4 separate regions of the Homo sapiens genome follow, and regions 2, 3 and 4 are each linked to region 1. The links are chromatin contacts, found by Hi-C or POLR2A ChIA-PET in ENCODE. All regions are on one chromosome and are shown on one strand. Each heading gives the region's core, a stretch centred on a gene start or an enhancer-like site at or near the end of the contact. The rest is flanking DNA. Distances are from core to core; before and after follow the strand shown. Region 1 holds the start of NKTR (natural killer cell triggering receptor). Region 2 holds the start of TCAIM (T cell activation inhibitor, mitochondrial). Region 3 holds the start of CTNNB1 (catenin beta 1). Region 4 holds the start of ANO10 (anoctamin 10).

The links. Hi-C counts contacts between places; a loop is a spot of excess contacts on that map. ChIA-PET counts read pairs that join two places held with the same protein, here RNA polymerase II (POLR2A). Pooled maps may share reads with other maps.
Region 2: a map of naive thymus-derived CD4-positive, alpha-beta T cell shows a loop between it and region 1 (7-fold over the local background). The contact joins the promoter of TCAIM here to the promoter of NKTR in region 1. A Hi-C loop is called at or near these places in 1 of 168 maps with a recorded cell type or tissue (naive thymus-derived CD4-positive, alpha-beta T cell), 2 of 37 single-sample maps with no recorded cell type and 9 of 50 pooled maps.
Region 3: a map of naive thymus-derived CD4-positive, alpha-beta T cell shows a loop between it and region 1 (18-fold over the local background). The contact joins the promoter of CTNNB1 here to the promoter of NKTR in region 1. A Hi-C loop is called at or near these places in 1 of 168 maps with a recorded cell type or tissue (naive thymus-derived CD4-positive, alpha-beta T cell) and 8 of 50 pooled maps. POLR2A ChIA-PET finds 5 or more read pairs at or near these places in 2 of 52 experiments (HEK293 and HEK293T).
Region 4: a loop to region 1 is called in a map of CD14-positive monocyte, with 7 times the contacts of the local background. The contact joins the promoter of ANO10 here to the promoter of NKTR in region 1. A Hi-C loop is called at or near these places in 3 of 168 maps with a recorded cell type or tissue (CD14-positive monocyte, CD4-positive, alpha-beta T cell and CD8-positive, alpha-beta T cell), 4 of 37 single-sample maps with no recorded cell type and 15 of 50 pooled maps.

What each region holds. Positions count from the first base shown.
Region 1 is chr3:42,598,621-42,602,351 of GRCh38, forward strand. It overlaps NKTR (natural killer cell triggering receptor), which reads left to right and starts at 2,066. Exons shown (of 17, transcript NM_005385.4): 1 at 2,066-2,158; 2 at 2,364-2,444. The coding sequence starts at 2,387. It also overlaps a transcript of SEC22C not described here. RefSeq lists a silencer at 2,160-2,369.
Region 2 is chr3:44,336,635-44,340,365 of GRCh38, forward strand. TCAIM (T cell activation inhibitor, mitochondrial) reads left to right here and starts at 2,132. Exons shown (of 11, transcript NM_173826.4): 1 at 2,132-2,200. LOC105377055 (a long non-coding RNA gene) reads right to left here and starts at 1,484. Exons shown (of 4, transcript XR_940782.4): 1 at 1,071-1,484. It also overlaps a transcript of TOPAZ1 not described here. RefSeq lists enhancers at 1,145-1,798, 1,483-1,652 and a silencer at 1,793-2,182.
Region 3 is chr3:41,197,920-41,201,650 of GRCh38, forward strand. It overlaps CTNNB1 (catenin beta 1), which reads left to right and starts at 1,586. Exons shown (of 15, transcript NM_001904.4): 1 at 1,586-1,751. RefSeq lists silencers at 987-1,446, 1,877-1,996 and enhancers at 1,289-2,235, 1,577-1,636, 2,347-2,456.
Region 4 is chr3:43,620,250-43,623,980 of GRCh38, forward strand. ANO10 (anoctamin 10) reads right to left here and starts at 1,762. Exons shown (of 13, transcript NM_018075.5): 1 at 1,660-1,762. RefSeq lists a silencer at 1,476-1,975 and enhancers at 2,031-2,683, 2,684-3,336.

The sequences.
Region 1 (3,731 bases), core at 816-3,315:
ACCTAGCCTACAAGAACAAATATTACATGATTTTACTCACATATGAGTAGACAAATACTAGAGTAGACAAATTTACAGAGAGAAAGTAGAAGGGTGGCTGCCAGGAACTTGGGAAAAGAGGGAAATGGGGAGTTACTGTTTAATAATACAGAGTTTCAGTTTTGCAAGATGGAAAATGTTCTGTGGACGGATGGGAGGTACTGAGGGTTGTACAACCGTGTGAAATACAGTTAATGCCAGCGAACTGTACACTTAAAAATGGTTAAAATGGCAACTTTCACATAATGTGTATATATATCTATAGATCTATAGATATCTAGATATCTGTAGATCTATAGATCTATAGATAGATTTTTTTTGTTTGAGACGGAGTCTCGCTCTGTCACCCAGGCTGGAATGCAGTGGACCGATCTCGGCTCACTGCAAGCTCTGCCTCCCAGGTTCACGCCATTCTTCTGCCTCAGCCTCCCGAGTAGCTGGGACTACGGGCGACCGCCACCACGCCCGGCTAATTTTTTGTATTTTTAGTAGAGAAAGGGTTTCACCGTGTTAGCCAGGATGGTCTCGATCTCCTGACCTCGTGATCCGCCTGCCTCGGCCTCCCAAAGTGCTGGGATTACAGGCATGAGCCACCACGCCCGCCCATGTAATGTGTATTTTATAGTTTAAAAAAAAAACTTATAAAATAGTGTGGTACTCAGACACAGATCATTGGAACAAAAATCCAGAAACAGACCCACACATATATGGTCACAAGGCGAAGGTAATTCAATGTATAAGAGTCTTTTCAGGCCGGGCGCGGTGGCTCACGCCTGTAATCCCAGCACTTTGGGAGGCCGAGGCGGGCGGATCACGAGGTCAGGAGATCGAGACCATCCCGGCTAAAACGGTGAAACCCCGTCTCTACTAAAAATACAAAAAATTAGCCGGGCGTAGTGGCGGGCGCCTGTAGTCCCAGCTACTTGGGAGGCTGAGGCAGGAGAATGGCGTGAACCCGGGAGGCGGAGCTTGCAGTGAGCCGAGATCCCGCCACTGCACTCCAGCCTGGGCGACAGAGCGAGACTCCGTCTCAAAAAAAAAAAAAAGAGTCTTTTCAACAAACGGTAATGGAACGACTGTATATCCCAATAGGAAAATGTTGACACTTACTTGACAACATAAGCAAAAATTAATGATATTAGATCATATCATAGACTTACACGTTAAAGACTATGTAAAACATATATGAGAACACAGAATATCTTCAAGAACTTGAGGTAGGCAGAGATTTCCTAGCACAGGAAAAGCACAAACCATTAAAATATAAAACTGACCAATTGACTTAATCAGAATTAAAAACTTCTTTGCCAAAAACGTCAAAACAATGAAACGACAGGCCCAGATTGGGAAAAAGACTTCGCAATCATTTATGTAACAAAAGATTTTCATTCAGAGCATACATATATCTAACAAAACATTTGTATCCAGAACTGTTAAACACGAAGGACCAGATTTAAAAACGGGCAGAAGACTGGAACTGAAACTTCACAAAAGATGCAGAATGGTCAGTAAGCACAGGACAAAAACGGTGCCAGTGACGCTGGTGCCAAAGCGGGAAGGAACGCATTCTTCAGCCTAAAAGACCTAACAGTAGGACACGGACATAACCACTCCCGGCCAAAAAGAACACAGAGCAACACAACGTCTTGGCTAACGAAAACTCAAAGCCTCAATTCACTCAGTTCCTTCACAGCGCTCGGAAACAGAGAAGTCTCGCGGTATCGGAAAATGCGCGGCGCTCACAGCCACACCTGACGAGATGGAGGGCGCAGGCGCATCCACGGCTTTCAGATTGGGCGACTGACTTCAAAGGGGGGGGCAAACAGGGAACGCGCAGGTATAGGAGCGCTGGCTGGAGGCTCCTCGAGAGCTCCCCAGACACGCCCCCGTGCGTACGCCCCCGTGCGTACGCCCCCGCTGCCGCCACCTTCGGTTGACCACCCCCATCTAGACTGTACTCTCGCGGTATTTGTCCCGACTCTCGCGGGGTTTAGCGTGGCATTGGGAGGCCCGGCCTGGGGGAGGAGACGGCGTTCCGTTAGCGGCGTTGGGGTTTGGCTGCAGTGGCAGTGCTTTCTCTTCTGCTCACGGGGACCCGCTCAGGCTGGAGGCCAGCCAGGTGAAGAGCTCGCCCGCATGCGTGCGCGCTGCGTGGGAGCCGCGAGGCCCGGGGCGGGAGGGGGCCTCGTCTTGGCCTCCTGCGCTGTCGCGACGGGCCGGCGTGAGGCACCGTGGCGCGGACTTCGTCTCAGCCCCGCCCTCGCCCCTGCCCTCGCCCCCGCCCTCGCCCCTGCCCTGACCGCTTTTCTCCCCCTCTCTCCCAGCTCTTGCCGCCACCTCGGTCGCGATGGGGGCGCAGGACCGGCCGCAGTGCCACTTCGACATCGAGATCAACCGGGAGCCGGGTGAGCTGGAAACTGGGGAGCGCTGCTGGGGCCGAGGCCTGCCTTGGCGAAGGGGAGGGGTCTACCCTCAGCAACCCTCCCCCGGCCTTTTTGGGAGCGGGTAGGAGGCGCAGGCAACTTTCCGTTTTCTCTTGAGAGAAAATCAGTGGGAGAGGAAGGTGGCCTGGGCACACCCCTAACTCGCAGTCCGGGCCTCTTCCTGCCAAACCCCACACACCCCGCTGCATCTCCGGACTGAGTCCTCGTAGCCAGCCTGGCGCCAAGAAAAGGAGGTGCAGTTCTTTGAGGACTTTTTCTCTCCCAGTGTCTCCGTGAGGCAGACACTCCCGATCCGATTTCCGGTTATCTTGCTTGGTGCTATGAAGTTTCAACTAGTAGGAAATATTGTGTGTTTCCTAATCACGATATATCACTAATATGTTAATTTTGCCTCTATTTTTCCTTAAGAATCTTTAGCTAGAATTTCGTGGTTCCTGGGAAAATGGCTTAGTGAAGATCTTTTGTGATAAACCAGAGCATTTTGTACCAGCAGAATTGCAGCATGCATGCACTTAGCATTAATGTTTGTCTTTAGGGAATCCAGACATTTGTTAGTGTATTTTTTTTAAATGAAACATTTCCTTCTAAAGCATAGTTATTTCATTCTAAGTAGCAGAGCGTGCAGGGTTTCAAACTGTTTTCTTAGCTTTTTTTGTTATCCGTGACAAAAGTTTTAATTGGAGACATATATATATGTGTTGTCTTTGTGCAACATCTTGTTCTGCATATTCTTATGAGAGCCTGCTACTGTTCTAGGGTCTGGAGATAGAGCAGCGCATAAAACAAAGGCCTCTTCCTTTTATAGTTTATATTCTATTGGGGGGAAGACGGACAACTAGGAAAAAAATAACAGTGACTTGTAGTTGGGATACTATTTTAATAAGTTGGTCAGACAAGGCCATTTTGAGAAGATGAGATTTAAGCAGGTATCAGAAGGAGATGAAGTGAGCCGTATTTAAGAAGAGCATTCGTGGTAGAGGGAAACAGCACAGCCCTGAGGTGAGGAGTAGTATACAGTCAGGCGCCAAATGACATTTCTATCTTTAACAATGGTCTTATATATAATACCTTTTTTTGGTAACTTTTTAATGTTTAGCTGTGTTTAGATATACAAATACTTCATTGTGTTAAAGTTGCCTACGGTATTCAGTGGAGTAACATCCTGTACAGGTTTGTAGCCTAGGAGCAAATAGACTATATAGCTTAGGTGTGTAGTAGGCCGTACCATCTAGGTGTGTTTAAATACAT
Region 2 (3,731 bases), core at 882-3,381, 1.7 Mb after region 1:
CTGCAGGATCCCCTTGTCAGGTAGGTTGGTGAGACTGTGGCTGTCATAGCCTAGAAGGAAGAGGTGGCCCCCCCTTCATGAGGGAGGGACACTCATTCTTCCAATTTGCAGTGAGGACAGGGTCCCAGGGATGGCTTGCAACCTGGAGGTTTGGGACATTCTCAACTTCAGTGTCCTTAAAGGCTGCTTTTAATAAAGTACAAAAGGGAGTTTGTGGGCCTTGCTCTAATTTTTGGAGTTTTTGTCTGATGTCTGGGGAAGCCTGACTTATAAAATGTATGGCCAGAAGGGATTGGCCCTCAGGGCTTTCAGGATCTAAATCTGTATATTTATGCATGGCCTCCATTAGTCTAGCTTGGAAAAGGGAAGGGTCCTTGGTCCTGAGTGATCTCTCATAATTTAGAAAAATTAACAGGTTTTATTTCATTCCTTCCAACAAACATGTTATAATCTTCTCTTCCCCTGTCTCTGTTTGGGCTGGCATTGGCAGCGTGGTATTGCCAATTGGGTTCTGTGTTGGGGACAGCTTCTGCCCTGGCTCTATTATTAGGATTGCCAACATGAGTTTCGTCTGCCCAAACTCGAGCTAAAGACCGTGATTTTTTCTTCGTGGGAACAGCAAATAGTTAATACCACAAATGTGTCTTGCCAGGTTAAATCAAAGGCAATAAAGCCCGAAATTCTTGAATGAACTTAGAGGGATCCTGGCTAAATGAACCCAACTTGGATTGAATTTGCCAAAGTTCAGACAATGGAAAAGGGACATGAACTCAAATTGTTCCCAAATCTCCGTTTGCCACCTTGTGGAGAGGCATAACACTTGGGGGATTTTCTGAGGACTTTGTACTAGTGGCATATGTAACTCCTGTGCAAGTATGTGAGGGTAATAAAGTATCTGGATGGTAGGGGACAGGGGTTGATTGGGGCATGGAGCAGATGGCAAGGGGTGCACAATGAGTTTTGACATGCGTGCATTACGGAGATGCATAGAAATTCTAGTTACTTTTAAATTTGGAGGGAAGAAGTCTGGTACCAGATGCTGGCTTTAGGTAACAGGGAAGTCTAGTTACCTCTAAATTCCTCAGGTAAGGAGTTTCTGCCTAAGGATGGTCGGCTTCATGGCCACCAGGTGATCTTTGCTTTCAATTCTATTGGCTTGATTTCATCTGTGGCAGTTTCTGGGGGGAATCAAAATTATAGGAACAAAATAAAACTAACAGTAAAACTTTCATGCTGACTGGGGAATGCTTAACGTTTAAAAATAGGTGCTGAAGGGTCCAAAGCAAACAACACAAGCCGGAAAAGAAATGTTTAAAAGTTAGCTATATTTATACAAGGAAAACCAAAAGAAATACTTAAATGAGACTTTTAAAATTCGAGGCTCTCCACTGAGACTTGTTCCCTGGCGCCAGCTCCGGGAGTTCCGCAGAGCCTCGCCCCCTGCCAGGGCGCCCGGGGCGAAGGACCGCACGGCGCATGCGCGCCTCCTCCAGCAGTCCCTTTCCCCTTCTTCCCCAAGATCCAGCGCGTGCTCGGTTGCCCTTCTCCGTTCCTTGCAGGCCCTTGGGTCAGGACCCACCACCTGCCGGACCATCATTTTCCGAGTCCCTCCGGCCTAGTCGGAGTGCTCGCTCGCGCCTCCTAAAGCTCTCAGCCGAGCGCGCCGAGACCCCTCAGGGCGGCCGGTAAGAAGGCGGAGGGGCGGGGGCTCAAAGCGCGCGGCGAAGGTGCAGCAGTTACCAGGGTGCTGACGTCAGCTAGAGGCAGGGCACCGCGGAAGGTTGAATCCACGCCCTGGCTGTGCGCAGGCGCCGTAGGGGGAAGGCCTGGCACGCTCCAGCCAACCAGGGCGTCACCTGCAGCTCGTCCCCCTGCCCGGGCTTGCCTCGAGCGCCCTGCCGCCGCCGGAGCGGGGAGGGTGTTGGGGGCAGGTGGAGCCGGGAGGGCCCAGCTGAGAATTCAGGGTTGGGGGCTCAGAGGGCACTGCGGCTAGGAGCCCGTCAAAGCCTGTCGCCCACCGGGGCGAGGGCAGGTGGGAGCGCCTGGCCGTGCGTCGCGCGCTGGTTGGCCAGCTGACGCCCCAGTGCGCATGCGCGTCCGAACAGCCCTGCGGGCGGAGCGACTGTCCTCCCTTCTGGTGTACTGGGTGGGAGGTGGAACTAGTCGGACAAAGCCCTCGCGTCGGACCCTTGCCAGAACTGTAAGGAGCAAGAGGGGAGGGGCTCCGGTGGTGCATTCATGCTCCTCTAGGGGGGAAGCGGGGTCGGAGGGGAGTGCTCAGAGCCACCTTAGCGCAAAGTGCTAACTTTTGAATTGAGGCAGTGCCAGGGGACGCAGTATCCGCATCGCATCTACATTTTAACTCGCTGTGAAATGAGAACGCAAAGACGATTTAGGTTTTATTGTTTCCGACTTATATTTTTCCGAGGTCTTTGATTTACGGGAAATTGTTACGTACTAAATCTCATATAGCGAGATTTAGAAAAGGAAGCTACAGAATCTAGGCTAATGTATCTAATAGCATTTCCTGCTTTTGCTCTTTTTCTTTGCCTTTTTCCCCTACTCTAAGAAGTTCATATTCAACTGAAAAGCCATGAAAATTACCGCTTTTGTCCCTCCTTGATATAACAAACTGCTTTCAGAAACCGTACAAGATAGTCACTAAGGGAAGTCACAGTTCAAATGAGAGTGGCATGATATTAATTTTGTTAAAATAAATTACTTTCAAATAAAAGTTGTGCCAAATGGTCAAAGCTCAATCCTGAGAGCTCTATTTGGCACACACTCGGTGTTAGTTGAAAGTAAGCAAAACAAAACCGTTTTTCGTGTACTCTTCCATAATTTGGATTTTTCACTGATTTAGGTATCTTTCCACCAAATTTGGTTTGAAACTGCACAGATTTAATGCCTCACTTAGAACAGATTTTAGGTAAAATTAGAAATTTTCACTTTATGAAACAGAAACTAATATCACTGTTAAGTAGATTAAAGTAGTCATTTACAATGGTTTGTAAATAAATTTTATCCTTCCCGGTCCTCTGCCCTCTTCCAGGAAAGGCACCATTTCCTTAGAGAAGACCTTCCTGAGCTCTCCCCGCCCCATTCCAAGTGTTGCGTCTGGGAGTTTCTCATATTCTGTGCATGTTTGTATTATTGCATTTACTGCGTTGTTTTATACTTATCTGCTTGTGTCTGTTTTTACACTCCCCCCTCCCTCTAAAAGTCTTTTGAGTATTAGAATTGTCTTAATAATTTTCTAGTCCCAATGCTTTACGCAGGACCTGGCCCATAAGTGGTGATGAATGGGTGAGTTAAAGACTCGGTATGCCTCCCAAGTGTGATAAGACAGTGCAACCTCTTCAGTTATTTTATAGCATTTTCCAAGTGGAAGTATAGTGGGCTAAGTGCAGTATGGACAGGAACCACCTATGTAAGAATTTATCTGAAGACGAGAAGCCTGCGGTTGATGTGGATGTCCCAGACTTTTGGAGCTAGTGTCTGAATGAGAGCACCCAACTCTACTCTGAAGCAATGTGTCTTCAGTCAGCTGATAGTAATTTGATTTTCTGTGTAGCTAGTCCTGAAAGAGGAAGAACATTAGATCTGAATCTTCTAGTTGTCTTAGCAGTTATAATCTCAAAGTAAATTTACAGATTGACATTCCAGTTATCAGGCCTTCTAATTTAGCTTCCCCAAGGCCCACGTATTTCTGTCTTGAAGTGATAAAATTG
Region 3 (3,731 bases), core at 336-2,835, 1.4 Mb before region 1:
AGAAGGTCTTTCTAGACAATGGATCTCACTGAACATCATCTTAGTGTGTAGACTTTTTCCACTGCAGTGGCCCACATGTGCTATGGTGACAGACGGCAGTTGGCATTACCACTTATATAGTAAAATATCTTTAAGACAAAAATAAAAGTTATTTAAAGAATACGCTGGCCCTGAAACATGAGCTGTGCCTTAAACTACATATCCTACCTCCATGAGTGAATGAATAAGTGGGTTTTCCGCCTGCATCTATGTGTTAAGACCTATTGTTTGCTTGTATTAATTGTAGTCCTGGGATAAAAGCACAGAGGTAACTTTCACTGCTGCTTTTTGTACTCTCTCCAATGTTTTGGAGGAAAAATAAGCACAAACAATAGCCTAGAGAAACTGAATCGATCATACTTGTTGCAGCTTCGACAAACGTCAATTTTGCTGCATTAGAATGGGAAACATTTTTCAGTCTATTGAAATGAATTACAAACGTTTTTAAATAGAAAATTAGTTAAAAAATTGGAGGCTGCTTAATCGATAGCTTTCTCTATAAACATACTTGGATTTCACAAATAAGTAATACCGTAAAAATCTTCTTCTCCAAAGAAAAATCCCCACAAATAAATCTATTGATACCTAGTGACAAGTGGAACCAGATAAAAATGGAATCTATAAGAATTAACCTAATTGACAGCGCTCTGGAGCTAATCCATTTCCATTAGTTATTTGTTCACAGTAGGTACTCCTAAGGACTTGTTGAATTGCGGGCTTGGCGCCCGTTCTACGGAGAGTTCACAGCCTTCGTGAGTGGGGACAGAAGGCGGCTCGGCCCGGTGATTCAGGTCGAAATTCAAGCTGAACAGCCTGCTGAGAGGTGGGATCCACCATCCGGACAGTGGGGGGCTTTGGGGGTGCTGTGAGACTGGGCTGCGACCCAGGTCCAGCAGGGAGTGTGCGGCACAGACCACAAGGTCGGCGAGGCCCCCTAACCCGCGCCCGGCCGGGAACCCGCAGACCAGCGACGGGGCAGCTGCGGGGCCAGGAGCGCCCCAAGACGGGCGGGCGCTGAACCCGAGCCCCTGCCGCCGCCCTGGCCCCGAACTTCCGCCCTCCCAGGACCTGTCCCGGCCGCCCCGAGCGGTACTCGAAGGCCGGGGCCGAGATGCCACCTTCCGCAGGCCGCGGGAAAGGCGCGCCGAGTCCTGCAGCTGCTCTCCCGGTTCGGGAAACGCGCGGGGCGGGGGCGTCGGGCTTGGGACAGGGGAGGATACCAGGGCCACCTTCCCCAACCCAGGCCGCGGGGGCCCGGCCTCCCCGATGCAGACCACAGCGCCCTCACGGGCTGCCCTCAGGCCGCGCAGCGGGCAGCCGCCAGCCGTCACCCCGGGGAGCGTCCGTGGGGTGCCCAGGCACCCCACCCCGGCCCGGGGCGCTCAGACGGCAGCAGACTGCTGGGCGGCGCGGGGACTACTTTCCACCGCCCCCTCGCGCCCCGCCCCTTGTCCTCGCGCGGCGGAACGCTCCGCGCTGCGCCGGTGGCGGCAGGATACAGCGGCTTCTGCGCGACTTATAAGAGCTCCTTGTGCGGCGCCATTTTAAGCCTCTCGGTCTGTGGCAGCAGCGTTGGCCCGGCCCCGGGAGCGGAGAGCGAGGGGAGGCGGAGACGGAGGAAGGTCTGAGGAGCAGCTTCAGTCCCCGCCGAGCCGCCACCGCAGGTCGAGGACGGTCGGACTCCCGCGGCGGGAGGAGCCTGTTCCCCTGAGGTGCTTGGGCGCTCCTTTCCTTATCCTTCCGGGGCTGCTCCCGCTTCCTCTCGGAGCCAAACTTCGTAGCAGGCGCGCGGTCCGGGCGGCGGGCTGGGCGCAGCCGGGAGGCCTGGGGTTGGGAGCGGGGAGCTCAGGTGGGGGACGGTGAGGGTGGGCCGCGCCCGGGGCGCGGAGGGCGGCGGCCGGGCCCGGGTTCCGGTCGCGCTGCCTCTCTGGGGCCCTGGGGGCATCGCTTGCGGGGAGGGGGCGCCGCGGGGGCGCGTACAGGAGCCCGGATGGCAGGCGGGGTGGGGGTGGGGGTGGGGGTCTGTGGTTTCCGTCCGGGGCTCTGGCCTTGGCCGAGTTTGGGGGAGGGACCCGGTGCCTCGGGATGCGCCGGGCCCTGGGTGGGGGGCGGGGTGGGGACGGGGGGCTCCGCCTTCTCAGCTCTTGCGGCGAGTTGGGGTTCGGGCGCTGAGGCAGAGACGCCACCCTAAGTCCCATCAGTCCTGGGGATCGGACCAGTGGACTTTCTCTTAAGATTTCCTCTTTCATTCTTAAGAATAGAAGTGTTATTATTTTTTTTAATGCCCTGGCTATGTGAGTTTGAATCGAAGCAACTTTAAACCTTAGAGCAACTAAACTCTAAGTGCAGCGGGTGCGATGCGTCAGTAGGGTGAGCACATAAAAAATCCATGTCTTGCACCTGTATTTTAGCGTACTATGCAGGTGAGTGAAAGCAGTGGATAATGTACTGGGAGTCTTATGGATTTATGGTAGTGGGTATGAGACCCTGGTGAAATAAGGGGGTGGAGGAAGGCGAAGGTGATGGCTTACTGTTTCTTACCAAGTGAACTGCAGGATTCAGCCTCTGACTCAGACCGCTTCGAGAATTTTGTTCGTAGAAATAATTTAAATTTATTCAAATAGTTTGATGGCAGCTAAAATTGAATTATAGAGCACGTTTTCTTTTCAGCGGAGTGAATTTTTCCTTCGCTCCAAAGCTGGCCAAATGGAATTCAAGCATTGCAACTTCTTTCAGTGTTTTGTCTGGAGAGAGGACTTTGAACCGAGACTTTTCGAAGTTAAGTTCCTATAGCCTGCTTCTGAATCTGCCAAGCTTGAAAGCTTTGGCAGTTGGGTGTATGTAGTTGTTGCCTTCGTTCTCTTCCCTTTTGGAGGGAGCGTTGTCTCCTACTTTGTATCTTCCAGACATCTGTGGTCTTCCCCCCACCCCTCGAGTTTGTGAGTGGTGAATGAAGAAAGACTAGGCTGCTGGTATGCAGAGGTCGGCAAAAGGAAATCGAGGAGTGGTTTTAGTGAAATGAGAGCTTTGTATCATGAATAATGGTGGCTTAGGCTAGACATCAACTTGAAGAGACGGCAGCATTTCCTTTCATAAAGTCTAGGCTAATGTTTTTCAGATCGCTAAGTTGTAGTTTGTCTGGAATTTAGGAAGCCATTTCAGTATTTGTCACTTGGTGAACGAACATTCAATACCTTCAGATGTCTTCGTGTTGACTTGTATTCATCCTAAGAAATAGTAAATATAGTCTCAAGTGTTATTTATGTTATACTGCTGGTTTATTCTCTGCTTAAATTATTGACATAAATTTCTACTTTGGAGGCTTTTCGTTTGAACTAAGGCTGTGCGGAATTTATTTTACTTTTATATTTAAATCTTTGAAAAATCTCTGATTAAAAAAAAAGTACCCTTAAAGGTTTGAGGATGTCCTTTCACACCAGACAAAATTTGGTTAATTTGCGCCCAATATTCATTACTTTGACCTAACCTTTGTTCTGAAGGCCGTGTACAAGGACAAGGCCCTGAGATTATTGCAACAGTAACTTGAAAAACTTTCAGAAGTCTATTCTGTAGGATTAAAGGAATGCTGAGACTATTCAAGTTTGAAGTCCTGGGGGTGGGGAAAAATAAAAAACCTGTGCTAGAAAGCTTAGTATAGCATGTAACTTTAGAGTCCTGTGGAGTCCTGAGTC
Region 4 (3,731 bases), core at 512-3,011, 1.0 Mb after region 1:
GATCCACAAAAATGCTAAGTGAGAAAATGTAAGGTGGAAAGAAAAAGCAAAAGTATGAAGTAATATAACAATATTACCCCAATTAGGTAACAATACTACCCTAATTTTGTGTACATTCATATACACAAAAATACAAAAATTAGGAAGAAATGCATCAAAATGTTATTACATGTGGCAAAACTACAGATTTTAATTTTCATCCTTATAATTTTCTCTGTCTTCCAAGTTGTCTACAATGAAAAAAGTTGGCCAGCACAGTGGCTCACGTCTGTAATCCCAGCACTTTGGGAGGCCGAGGTGGGAGGATTACCTGAGGTCAGGAGTTCAAGACCAGCCTGGCCAACATGGTGGAACCCCATCTCTACTAAAAACACAAAAATTAGCCGGGCATGGTGGCAGGCGCCTATAATCCCAGCTACTCGGGAGAATCGCTTGAACCCGAGAGGCGGAGGTTGCAGTGAGCAGACATTGTGCCACTGCACTCCAGCCTGAGCGACAGAGCAAGACTCCGTCTCAAAAAAAACAAAAAGAAAAAAGTTTCAGTGGGTTTAAGTGCATTTACACACTTCAATTTATCAAGACTTTTCTATGCCCTTCCATTATTTTAGATCTTTCAAATTTCATTCATCTGCAACTCTACGATTCTTTCAGCAACAGCTGTTCAGAACAGATGATTTACTTTCCATAGCGAATTTTAAACTGTTTATCATGCAGAATGGGCCCTTAGAAAACATCTAGTCCTCTAGATTTGTATGACTTTAAATTAAAAGTAGACACTACAAAGTGGATTTAACCGCTTTAAACCCCACAGGATTAGATTTAAACTCCGCAGGATTTAAGGCAATATGATACAACTGTGTCTTGAGTCTGAATAAACCTCAGCTGCACTTTTTAAGTCTGGGATCTCCATACACCGTCCTGCTGGAATATAAGGTTTTACAGAAGGCAGCGCACACCAATGCTGGTGCTGTGAAGGCACCCACAAAATCAGACGCTGCCTATAGGGGAGAACCCCATTCCATCCACGTTTCTCAGGTGTCCCAGGCACTAGCCAGACAGGTATCTATTATTTAAACTGTACAGTATGTCCCAGTCAAAAGCCTGGAAACTCAGTCACCTCGATGTGAGCATTATCCTGCAAGCCCGCTCCGGCCAAACCTGCTTGGAGACAGCCTAGTCCGCCCTGATCCCCGGACTGCCCGGGAAGCAAGAACCCCGGGACCCGCGAGCTGACCCTTCTAAAAACCACCCTTCACTCCGCTCCGCCGACCACCCCACTCACTGCCTCCTTCCCCAAAGCGCTGAGGCCCCCAACATCCTCCATCCTGACTTCACCAGCCCCAAATTTCCGCCTCACCGCCTTTCTCTCAGGACTCAAACCCTCGCCCCAGACCCATAATCCCCTCCACAAACCTCTCCCCTCCCCTGCGACCGCCGCTCCCCGCAACACCTTCACTCGTCCCTGCCCCCACAGCCCCCGCGCCCATCCTGGTCCCACTTCCCATCCCCAGGGGTGCTGGCACCGGGAGGCGGCCCGGGAACGCAGGGCGGCGACCAGGCGGAGCTCCTGGAGCCTGCAGCGGCCGGGGCTCTGTGGCTGCAAGGGGCCGGGCTCTGCTGCGGACAGCTGGGGGGTCCGAGGTGCCCTCCCCGACTCACCAGCCGCCGCAGCGCTCCACGTCTTCGGAGGCGGGTCCGAGAGCCGGCGAGAACCGGAGGCCGGGCGAAAGAGTGCTCGGTGCGGGGGGCGGGCCAGGCCAGTGGGGCGGGCGCCGCCGAGCGCTGGGCGTGGCGGACGCGGCGGGGCCTAGATGCGGTCACACGCAGGGGGGCGGGGCCGCGGCGGGAGAGGCGGGGCCTCACTGGGCGGTAGCTCCGGGAGGGGCGGAACTGCGGTGGGAGGGGCGGGGCCTCACTGGGCGATCGTAGTGGACGAGAACCTAGACTGGAACCGGTCCGAAGAAAAAAAGGCAGCCCTCATTGGGCTGTCGCCTGGAACAGGAGACCAGGCCGGGAGAAAGGGAGGGGCGTGCCTAACGTACTGTACCACCCATCGAAATCCGGACGGCAGCGGGAGAGGCGCGGCCGAGAAGGCAGAGGCCTGGTTGGGCTGTCACTCCGAGCCGGGGCGGCATGTGGCTGGGCTCTCCAACCGCGAGCGGTCGGGGCAGGGGAAAGGAATACGCCCCTTCACATTTCCCTCTTCCATCTCTTAAAGACCAGAACCTAATTTTCTGGTCACTTTCAGGTATAAGAACAAGTCTCATTTTAACTGTAGCTCACTTTCAAGTTGTGAAAAACGCAGATCCTTTTATAATTAAAACCTAACATCCAACCACAGCCAAATCCCAAAACCCTTGCTCCTCCTAGAAATCGCCAGACACCTTTCCACCTCCAGGCTCAGAGTCTGCCCCAGCCATTCCTTCTGCCCAGAAAGCTCTTCCCTCGGTTGGCTGCTTGGCTCACTTCCTCACCTCCCTCAGTGTTTGCTGGGCTCTCACTTTCTCCCTGAGGCCCTTTCTGACCATCCTACTTAATACCTGTTCTCATCTGCTCCTCACCCCACCATTTCCTTACCTGCTCTCCTATTTCTTCTGTCCACCACACTTTTTGACTTTTTGTTGTTGTTGTTTTGAGATAGAGCCTCGCAATGTCACCCAGGCTGGAGTGCAGTGGCGCAGTCTCGGCTCACTGCAACCTCCGCCTCCCGGGTTCAAGCGATTCTCCTGCCTCAGCCTCCTGAGTAGCTGGGATTACAGGCGCGCACCATCATGCCCAGCTAATTTTTGTATTTTTTGTAGAGACAGGGTTTCACTATGTTGGCCAGGCTGGTCTAGAACTCCTGACCTCAGGTGATCCGCCTGCCTCGGTTTCCCAAAGTGCTGGGATTACAGGCGTGAGCCACCGCGCCCTGCCGGCTTTAAGTGTTTTTAGTTACCCAGGGTCTACCACAGTCTGAAAATAGGTGAGGCCAGAACAATAAGATATTTGGAGAGAGAGAGAGAGACCATATTCACCTTTTATTACAGTCTATTTTTATAATTGTTCTATTTTATTATTATTCATTGTTGTTAATCCCTTACTGTACCTAATTTATAAATGAAACTTTATCATAGTATGTATGTATGTGTAGGAAAAAACATAGTATACATAGAGTTTTATACTATCCTCAGTTTCAAGCATCCACTGTGGATCTTGGAATGTATCTCCCACAGATAATGGAGGATTACCAGCCCCAATGTTTAGAACAGTGTTAGGTCCATAGCAGACAAGCAATAATTCTGAAATGAAAAATTTAAAAAATGAATGAACACTTTCTGCCTCCATACATCCAGCTTTGGCCAGATCAATGCCTCAACAAACTGCAGTGCGGAGAAGGCTGGTCTGTTCTTTACTCCCCACCCTTCTCTGGGTCTTCCAGGTTCCAGGCAGGAGGCAGGGAAACTAAAAGAAAGGAGCAGAAGACTCGTTACTTGGTAGGAGCAGTTTGTCATTCTTTCTAGTCCTCCGATGCTATCATGGCAGCTCACAACATTATTAACCAGTTTTTGTGCAGCTATCTTTTTGTAGGTCCTGTGTGGTTATGTTCAGAAGTTCTCTCTTTCTTCTGAAAATCAGGACAAATTATTTATGAACTTCAATAAGTTTAGACATGAATTACTCCTTAGACTTTTGTTTTTAAATTGTACTCTTCTTATCTTCTCATCCTAGAACGCACGGCCATCCTCCAT